Regions from separate parts of the Homo sapiens genome. Here region 1 is linked to region 2. A link is a contact called in ENCODE Hi-C or POLR2A ChIA-PET data. All regions are on one chromosome and are shown on one strand. The core of a region is the stretch at or near the end of the contact, and the rest is flanking DNA. Distances in the headings are between cores, read along the strand shown.

Region 1 (4,701 bases), core at 2,202-4,701, 450 kb after region 2:
TTATGACTAGGGCAATTAGGTCAACAATGAATTCTGAACACATTTCCATTGGCTGTGTTATGCTTGTTCTATCTTATATAGTCATTTTTATTAAAATGGCTTTGAGGGCTATTTTGTTCCATTGATCCACATTAAGTTTTATTTCAATGCCACACTGTTTTTATTATCATGACTTTAAAATTTGTTTCACAATCCACTATGCTAAGTTCCCCCACCCTCCACTGCTCTGTATTATCAAAATATCATTTGATATTCTGGAATTTTTTTTTTTTTTTTTGAGACAGAGTCTCGCTCTGTCGCCCAGGCTGAAGTGCAGTGGCGCGATCTCGACTCACTGCAAGCTTGGCCTCTAGGGTTCACACCATTCTCCTGCCTCAGCCTCCCGAGTAGCTGGGACTACAGGCGCCCACCACCACACCTGGCTAATTTTTTGTATTTTTAGTAGAGATGGGGTTTCACTGTGTTAGCCAGGATGAATCTTGATCTCCTGACCTTGTATTCCACCCGCCTCAGCCTCCCAAAGTGCTGGGATTACAGGCGTGAGCCACCGCGCCCAGCCTGATTTTTTGAATTTTTAAAGTGATGTGTGTATTGGCCAGGTATGGTGGCTCACCCCTGTAATCCCAGCACTTTGGGAGGCAAAGGTGGGAGGATCACTTCAGCCCAAGAGCTTGAGACCAACCTGGGCAACATGGAGAAATCACCTCTCTAAAAAAAAAAAAAAAAAAAAAAAAAAAAAAACCAAAAAATTAGCTGGGCACGGTGGCAGGCACCTGTAGTCCCAGCTACCAGGGAGGCTAAGGTGGGAGGATCACTTGAGCCCAGGAGGTTGAGACTGCAGTTGAGTAGAGATTACGCCACTGTACTCCAGCCTGGGTGGCCAACTGAGACCCTGTCTCAAATAAAATAAAATAAAATAAAATAAAATAAAATAAAATAAAATAAAATAAAATAAAAATATGTGCGTGCATGTGTATGTGTGCATTGCATGTGTGTGCGTGTGCATGCGGGTGCATGTGTACCCCACTAGGATAAACCAAAATTGTTCAACATCAGCTCAACTGGCATCTGGGGCCAGATCATTCTCTCTGGTAGGAACCATCCCGTAAATTGCAGGGTGCTGAGCAGCACCCCTCACCTGGCCCCACCAGTTATGACAAACAAAAATGCCTCCATACATTGCAGATGTCCTCCAAAGGGGGCAGAACACCCCCAGTTGAGAACCTCTGCTGTAAACCGTTGGTGTCCCCATTTAATTGGGACCCCTTTTGTGTTTTCCAACAAAGTTCTGTGCCTCTTGAGGGGATCACATATCCTTATTCAGCTTACTTCACAAACAGTTCATATTTTAACTGCCATTATCACCAAGATCTCATTACAATTCCTAAGTGGTGGTTGCTGGCACATAGGGATGCCACTGGTTTGGAGTCATTCACCTTGTATTAGCCACTTGCATAAACTGATGCTCTCTCAGGGCGTTTAGTTGCTGGTGTGAGGGTTTCTCAGGCACCTAATGATATCGTAGAGCGATATGTTTGCTTCTCAAACATTGTGTGGATTTGAATCACTGGGGAAATCTTAAACGCAGCTTCTGATTAAACAGCTCTGGGGTCTACGCTTCTAAGAAGCTTCCCAGTGATGCTGATGCTACTGGTCAAAGGATCACACTGAGTTAAAAAAAAAAAAAAAAATCAATCTGCGTTTCTTCCTAGAATCTAAGTACGTCCCTGCAGAGTCCCGCACGAAGCATGTAGGTTAGCACCAAGACCCAAGGACACAAACCACCTGTCTACAGGAGATACTGGCCTGCAGCTGACAAGCTCACTTCCTGGTGATTATCTCAAAACCGGAGGGGGTAACCAGCACGTTCGCCTTCAACAAGAAGCCGGGTGGTCTAACGGGTCATCCATTTGTCCCCGGGAGCTAAGGAACACGCAGCTCTCAGCAGACCATGAATGCGTGATCCTAGCTGCAGTCCAGGGTCAGGGACTCCACAACACTTACTTCTTAAAGGAAACTGATCGTCATCACCACTCACATTGGCACACCACTTTTCAGTTTACAAAACATGCTTCTATTTCATCTCATTTGGTCTTTGTAACAACGCTGGGAGGCAGATGAGGTAGAGACGTCATGGCCACTTTCATCATCAACATCCAAATCACCTTCATTGATAAGGGCTGGAGGCTCAGAGGCCACGTGATGTGGCCAGACTCTCAACACGAGGCCAGAGCCAAGGGCCTGGACACCTTGGGTGTGTGTGCTCAGCCCCCTTTCTCCAGGGAAATGCCCCACCAGGCCATGGCTATCTGGGGGTCAGTAGGTAACAACGCAGCAGGGATAGAAGGAAGGATGGTCTCAGGGACACTGCGCAGGTGAATCCACAGGGCCTGGTGACCAACTGGATGTGAGAAGGTGAGGACAGAGGAGTCCAGGGCACAGGAGACCCCGAGGGGTGAGGGCCCCACCTCCCATGCCCCGGGGACTGTGCCTGAATTCCCAAACATCAGCCTGGGCTGCCTCACCTGTAAAACACGTTCTTTTCTTTATTGAGATAAAAGTCACATAACAAAATTCACCATTTTAACCACTTTTTTTTTTTTTGAGAAGGGAGTCTCGCTCCGTCGCCCAGGCTGGAGTGCAGTGGCGCGATCTCGGCTCACTGCAAGCTCCGCCTCCCGGGTTCACACCATTCTCCTGCCTCAGCCCCCCGAGTAGCTGGGACTACAGGCGCCCGCCACCACGCCCGGCTAATTTTTTGTATTTTTAGTAGAGACGGGGTTTCACCGTGGTCTTGATCTCCTGACCTCGTGATCCGCCCACCTCGGCCTCCCAAAGTGCTGGGATTACAAGCGTGAGCCACCGCGCCCGGCCATTTTAACCACTTTAAAGCATCCAATTCAGTGGCTTTAAGGACACTCACAATGTTGTGCCATCATCGCTACTATCTAATTTCACCACTCCAACGAGAACTCCCGTCCTCAAGAACAGTCACTCCCCATTCTCCACCCCATTCCCCCAGGCCCTGGCAGCCACTCTTCCACTTTCTGTCTCTATGGATTGGCCTGTGCTGGACATTTCATTGAAATGGACTCATATGCTATGTGGCCTCTGCGGTCTGGCTTTCACTCAGCGTCACATCTCCAAGGATCATCCCTGCTGCCGCATGTGCGGGTCACCACTTCATTCCTTTTATGGCTGAACAGCACTCCATTGCATGGAGAGAGCACATTTTGCTTATCAGTGCATCAGTTGATAGACATTTGGGATCCTTCCAAAATGGGGTGATTTCACGCCTCCCTTATCAGTTGACCATGATGACTGAAAGTGAAAGCTACAAAACCCACCTAGCCCATCAGGGTGGAACCTCCAACCTAAAGCTCCTGACACAGGGCGGGGCTGCCAGGTGGCCACAGCGCACAGGAAACGAGACTGGTGCAAGAGATGGCAGTTCCTCACTTGTAAGGTGCAAAGTGCGCAGCCACAGGCGGCTGGTGCAGACTTGGAGTGTGGGGGAGCAGCGCTTTAGCTCGAGAGCATTTCTCAGCAGTCCCCGTGGTGTCTGGGAAGCCAGGGCTCTGTTTTGAGGAGTGTCGTCAGAGCATCAACACCAAAGTGCTTAATTAAATGGCAGCCTTGACCTGAGGGGGAGGAGGGGCTGAACATCCGCCTCCGACTGCATTTCACAAGCAAAAGAACACGGTGAGTGTGTTTCCATGGTAACCGCTCTCGGGTTCCCATTTCCACATTGGTCAGCCCGGACTTGGATCCAAACTACCCATCCCTGGCCCAAGCCTCCATGGAGGTAAGTTACCAGCCCTGCTTTGGGCCAACGCAGTTTTTGGGGACCTCAACCATGTGTTCAGCCCATGGCCAAGGCTTCGGGCTGAGCCAGCTCTCCCAGCCTCTCTCTCTTCTCAGTGTCGCCCCCTCCCACGGCTCTGGCTGGCTCCTCTGCGGAGCTCCATGGCTTTTCCAGCGTCTGCCCTCTCTGCTGGCTGCCAAGTGCCTCCACATGCCGGCCATGCTCTGCGCACCTCCAACCCTCCACATCCACCCTTCCCCTCTTTCAGACCTCCCCAGGTCTACCTTGGGCAACACCCTTTGCCCCCGGAGGGTCACAGATTCTTGTTGAAGAACCACAGGCATTGTCCCTGTGTCCCAAGTACCAGCCCAGGGCCTGGCACAAGATAGATGTACAATAAGTAAGTTACACCCACAACCCCAAGGACACTGGGAACCTTCCAGAACCACAGCCTGATGTCATTTAAATGATCGTGGGGGAGCGGGGTAAAGAGGGACGTGGTTTGCTAGGTGACTGCTGCGTGCTTATCCGACAATGGTTTGGTCAACAAGATTGCTGACAGGCCTGTTTTTGAAAATCCGAGTCACGTTATGCTTACAAATGTTTGCTGCTAGAGATCTGGCACGACAGTGACGGGTCAGCTGAGTCGGAGACGGAAAACCTGTTGGTCTGCGCACCGTTTTTGCAGCTGCCCGGCAGACTGGAGGCCTCTCCCCAACCCTGCTCACCCTGAAGGAGGTTCTCGGTCCCTTTTGACCTCACACTGGGCAGTGGAAGGGGAATCGCTAGTTCTTCATCCCTGGTTTAGTTACTTTCCCTCTTCTGAACAAATTGGGTCCACAAACCCCAGTGGCAGTCACAGCCCCACATCAGCAGTGGGGAGCCCTAGGCTCCCT
Region 2 (4,974 bases), core at 91-2,590:
CGCAGGCACCATTGCACTACAGCCCGGGCGACAGAGCGAGATTGTCTGAATCAATCAATCAATCAACACCCTCCCCCTCCCCCTCCCTCTCCCTCTCCCTCCCTCCCTCTCTCTCTCTCTCTCTCTCCTGTGGCGGTCAGAGTAAAATTGAGAGCTCACTTTATGCAAAAGACTCTGCTAAGTGCTTTATTCCTATTGTCTCACTTTATTCTCTCATTAATCTTATAAAGCGCAGTCAGACTCTCCCGTTTATAGATGGGGAAATTGAGTCTTATAGATGTAAAGTCGCACACCCAAGACCCCACAACTCAGAAAGGGGCTACCTGCAATTCAGATGGAGGTATAGCAAGGCGCAGAGTCCTGTCCAGGGAGCCCACTGTGAGACCCCCCGACTGCCTCGCAGTCACCTGTACACATCATGTTGGGATCGCCGAGGGGCGCTGCAGCGATCCGGTTTCTGGGGCTGCGTCTGGGTGGCACGTTCAGAACGGGGACCTGCCTGGTTCTTCTTCCCAGCCCTTCCCCTCCAGCACCCGGCAAGGCCCAGTCAACACGAGCAAACTCGGAAATCCTGGCTGAACCCACGACCGCTGCATATTTCCATTTTAGAAAAACACGGCAACAACAACTCAAACCAAATCGTTCAGAAATGAGAATAAAGAAGCACCGACAAAGGAGGCGATTGCTGGGGCCGCTCGGGGGAGGAGCCGGGTGAGAGGCTGCAGGGAGGGCAGGGCATGCGCCGGCGACAACGGGGTTCGCGGTTTGGGGGGCAAGGCCCGGGGGAAGAGAGAGAACAGGGGTGCAGCGCCGCGGCGGGGGGCGTGAGGATGGAGCCGGGGGAAGGGGGGCTCTGAGATGTGAAGGGGCGGGGCTGGGGCTTTTTGGTCTGAAGGAAGGAGTCTCACGGGACGGAGGGACGAAGATTTCCTGGGGTCAGGGGCGCCAAGGGGCTTCGGGGCCGGATGCAGCGGAGGGGGCCCGGGGCCTGGGGGGCGTGGTGAGAGCTCAGAGGGGTCTCGCCAAGCAGCCGGCTGGCGCTGAGGGGACCGAGGAGGGGTCTGGGGCGAAAGGACCGCGAGAGGGCGCCCAGGGCGCGGGGGGCGCGGTACCTGCAGGCCGGCAAAGTCTTCCAAACCGGTCCCGCCAGACCCGCGCGGCCGCCGCCCCCGTCTCGGCCGCCGGAGCTGCTGCCGCGCCGCGCCCTCACGTGACCCGCGTACGCGCCGGGGGCGGAGCCGTCTCAGACCCGCCCCCACCCCCCGGCGTCCCCAGCGCGCCGGTCCGTCCCGAGTGCGCGTGCGCAGCGGTTGCCTGGGCGACCGGGGAAGCGTTGGGCTGTAAAGACTAGGGCGCCAGCGGCTGGCGAAGAAGGAAAGAGGGTACTCTCTGGCTGGGCTGGGGCCGTAGCGACGTCCGCCGCGAACCTGGGCCCCCCAAAGCTGCGGGGCGTTCGGTGTCGCCGAAGTAAACATGCACCCTGAGCCCTCGGAGCCTGCGACAGGTGGTGCAGCAGAGCTGGATTGCGCGCAGGAGCCCGGCGTGGAGGAGTCTGCGGGTGACCACGGGAGCGCAGGCCGAGGGGGCTGCAAGGAAGGTGCCGACTGCCCCCCAGGGAGGGCGGTGGGCGAGGGGCAGACACGGCTAGGCGCTCCAGCCCCCTTCCCACACCACATACCCGATCTTCACAGCCAAATAATAACAATAATAATAATGGTAGCAAGCAACGCTCTGCAGTAGGGGCTTCTCTCGCCATTTCGTACTGAGGAGGAAACATACTTAAGAGGTTACAAAACTTGCACCAAACAGATAACCCTCGGCTAGTCAGTGACAGAAGAGACTTGGCCGGGTGCGGTGGCTCAACGCCTGTAATTCCAGCACTTTGGGAGGCCGAGGCGGGCGGATCATCAGGTCAGTCAGGAGTTCGAGACCAGCCTGGCCAACATAGTGAAACCCTGTCTCTACTAAAAATACAAAAAATGAGCTGGGCGTGGTGGCGGGCGCCTGTAGTCTCAGCTACTTGGGAGGCTGAGGCAGGAGAATCGCTTGAACCCGGGAGGCGGAGGTTGCAGTGAGCCAAGATCTCGCCATTGCATTCCAGCCCGGACGACAGTGGGAGACTCCGTCTCAAACAAACAAACAAACAAACAAGCAAACAAAACCCACCAGACTCAGGCCCAGACAGTCTGGGTCTCCAGAGCCCCAGCCCTAACCCACCACGCTATTCTCCCTGGTCCCAACTTTGATGCTTTAAATGTGTCCCTTTATTGCTATCACTATGTAAGATCAAAGGCTTTCTCTCCCTCCAGACTGCATGTTGTGTCAGGGCAAGACATCTTGATTGAATTTGGAGTCTAGTCCAGTGCCTGACCTAGGGTAGAGAGTCCGAATGAAGACTTGGTTCTGGGGTCAGTGTGTGATCCCCTCACCAAAGTTTGCCAGAATGGACTTGAAAGATAACCTTCATGGCCAGGCACGGTGGCTCACGCCTGTAATCCCAGCAATTTGGGAGGCAGAGGCAGGTGGGTCACCTGAAGTCAGGAGTTCGAGACCAGTCTGGCCAACATATTGAAACCCTGTCTTTGCTAAAAACACAAAAATTAGCAGGGCGTGGTGACGTGCTCCTGTAATTCCACTTACTTGGGAGGCTAAGGCAGGAGAATTCCCTGAACCCCGGAGGCAGAGGTTGCAGTGAGCCAAGGGGGAGGCTGAGGCTGCAGTGAGCCAAGATCACACCACTGCACCCCAGCCTGGGCAATGGAGCAAGACTCCGTCTCAAAAAAAAAAAAGGAAAGAAGGAAGCCTGGCTTCAGCTTCTGCTCCCACTAGACTTGGTGCCCTAAAGGAAACCTTTTAGTGATTACATTAAAAAACCACTTGATTTGTGTTCCAGTTTCTGAACGCAGGCAACAAATAAACCAGCTGATTTGTGTTCCAGGCAACAAATATATCTTAAGCATCAACTGTCCAGATGAACCTTGTATGAGGAGCCATAGGGAACTGGCATTACTCAGTGGAAAGACACTGGTCTTGGAGCCATTGACACTGGGTTCAAGTTGAGGCTCAGCAGCTGGCCAGCTTTATGGCTGTTGGCCCAGAGCTTAACCTCTCGGAGCCTTAGTCTCCTCATCTGTAAGCTGGAATAATTATACAGGAGTATAAGGAGAGAATTATAATTAAATGTCCCAGCATATAGTGGGCCATTATTAAATGGTAGCTCTTGTTATTAATTACATATTAATATTTATATATTGAGCGCTTATTCTTTATTTTTTCCACAAACATTTATCTGTTGCTTCCTGTGGCTGGGCATTCTATGCAAAATTGATGAGTTTAAGAACCAGTCCCCACACGCACAGCCTTTAGTCTTGTTCAATAGACCACACAAACACAGAAAGCAGCAGACAACAGCTCTTAAAGTTAAGTGCGGTTGAATTGGCCAATTTTGAATGACCTTTAAAAAAATTATTCATTTGAATGTGCTCATGTTATTGTTATCATAGATATTCTCACTATTTTTGTTTCTTTTCATGTGATTTTCCTTTTTATGATTTTTTTTTTAAGAGATGGAATCTCACTATGTTACCCAGGCTAGATCTTCCTGCCTCAGCCTCCTGAGTAGCTGGGACTACAGGCATGCTCCACTACACCTGGCTTCAGAAATTTTTTAAAAGACAAAAGAACAAAGAACATTAAAACAAATACCCGTGTTTTGCCAGCAAGAATTGAAAATGAGTAACATTTTATCATATTTATTTGAAGTCTTTTTTAATTAAAGAAATAAGCCCCCCCCAAAAAAAAAATAAAAATAAATAAGGGTGGGCACGGTGGCTCACGCCTGTAATCCCAGCACTTTGGAAGGCCAAGGCGGGTGGGTCACCTGAGGTCAGGAGTTTGAGGACAGCCTGGCCAACATGGGGAAACCCCGTCTCTACTAAAAATACAAAAAAATTAGCTAGGCATGGTGACAGGCGCTGGTAATCCTAGCTACTTGGGAGGCTGAGGCATGAGAATCGCTTGAACCCGGGAGGCGGAGGTTGCAGTGAGCTGAGATCCCGCCACTGCACTCCAACCTGGGGGATAGACCAAGACGGTCTCCAAAAAAAAAAAGAAATAAAACATTTCACATAGAGTTGGTGTTCCTTTTCTCCCCTGTACCCCACCCCGTTTCTAATCCCATTCCTTTCCTCCCTTGTCCAGAATTTTATATGAATTCTTGCAAGCACTTCTCTATACATGTATGCCCTGAAACAGTGTATAGTATTGCTTTGCATATTTTTAATTTATATATGGTATCCTGTGCTTATTTTGAAACTTGCTTTTTTCACTCCATATACGTTTCTGAGAATTATCCCTATGGATAGATGTAGTTCTAGTGCATTCTTCTCAAAGGTAGAAAAGCAAGTCATTGTTTTATGTAACCAGCCCCTATGGATGGACATTTACGTTGTTAACAGTTTTTGGCTTTTATAAAAAAAAACGCAGAAACAAATCTCTTTGTCCATGTTTTCTTGTGCACCTGTACAAGAGTTTTTATAGAGGATCTACCTAGAAGTGAAATTTACATAGTCTTTGCCAATGCTTTAAAAATTGTTACACATTTAAAGATTACTGTTCTCTCTCTCTCTCTTTTTTTTTTTTTTTTTTGGTGAGACGGGGTCTCACTTTGTTGCCAGGCTGGAGTACAGTGGTGTGAACACAGCTCACTGCAGCCTTGACTTCCCAAGCTCGAGTGATCAACCTGCCTCAGCCCCACAAGTAGCTGGGAATACAGGCACGCACCACTACATCTGGCTAATTTTTGTAGAGATGGGGTTTTGTCATGTTGCTCAGGCTGGTCTCAAACACCTGGGCTCGAGCAATCTACCTGCCTCAGCCTCCCAAAGAGCTGGGATTACAGGCCTGAGCCACCATACCCAGCCACTAAAGAATACTGGTGTTCTATACTAAAAGTGGATGGTCATTAACCAAGCT

The links. Hi-C counts contacts between places; a loop is a spot of excess contacts on that map. ChIA-PET counts read pairs that join two places held with the same protein, here RNA polymerase II (POLR2A). Pooled maps may share reads with other maps.
Region 1: a loop to region 2 is called in a map with no recorded cell type, with 5 times the contacts of the local background. The contact joins the enhancer-like site here to the promoter of DNAAF1 in region 2. A Hi-C loop is called at or near these places in 2 of 37 single-sample maps with no recorded cell type and 2 of 50 pooled maps. POLR2A ChIA-PET finds 5 or more read pairs at or near these places in 1 of 52 experiments (activated B cell).

What each region holds. Positions count from the first base shown.
Region 1 is chr16:84,590,925-84,595,625 of GRCh38, forward strand. The region is part of intron 2 of COTL1 (coactosin like F-actin binding protein 1); the gene reads right to left. Among named protein-coding and RNA genes, the nearest start is that of COTL1, 25 kb to the right of the region's middle. RefSeq lists an enhancer at 2,968-3,267. Within about 2 kb of position 3,452, at least 18 of the 41 ENCODE cell types and tissues checked have a DNase peak (open chromatin) inside an H3K27ac peak, as active enhancers do.
Region 2 is chr16:84,143,968-84,148,941 of GRCh38, forward strand. It overlaps DNAAF1 (dynein axonemal assembly factor 1), which reads left to right and starts at 1,341. Exons shown (of 12, transcript NM_178452.6): 1 at 1,341-1,597. The coding sequence starts at 1,474. It overlaps HSDL1 (hydroxysteroid dehydrogenase like 1), which reads right to left and starts at 1,210. Exons shown (of 6, transcript NM_031463.5): 1 at 1,113-1,210. RefSeq lists silencers at 635-684, 735-784, 945-1,394.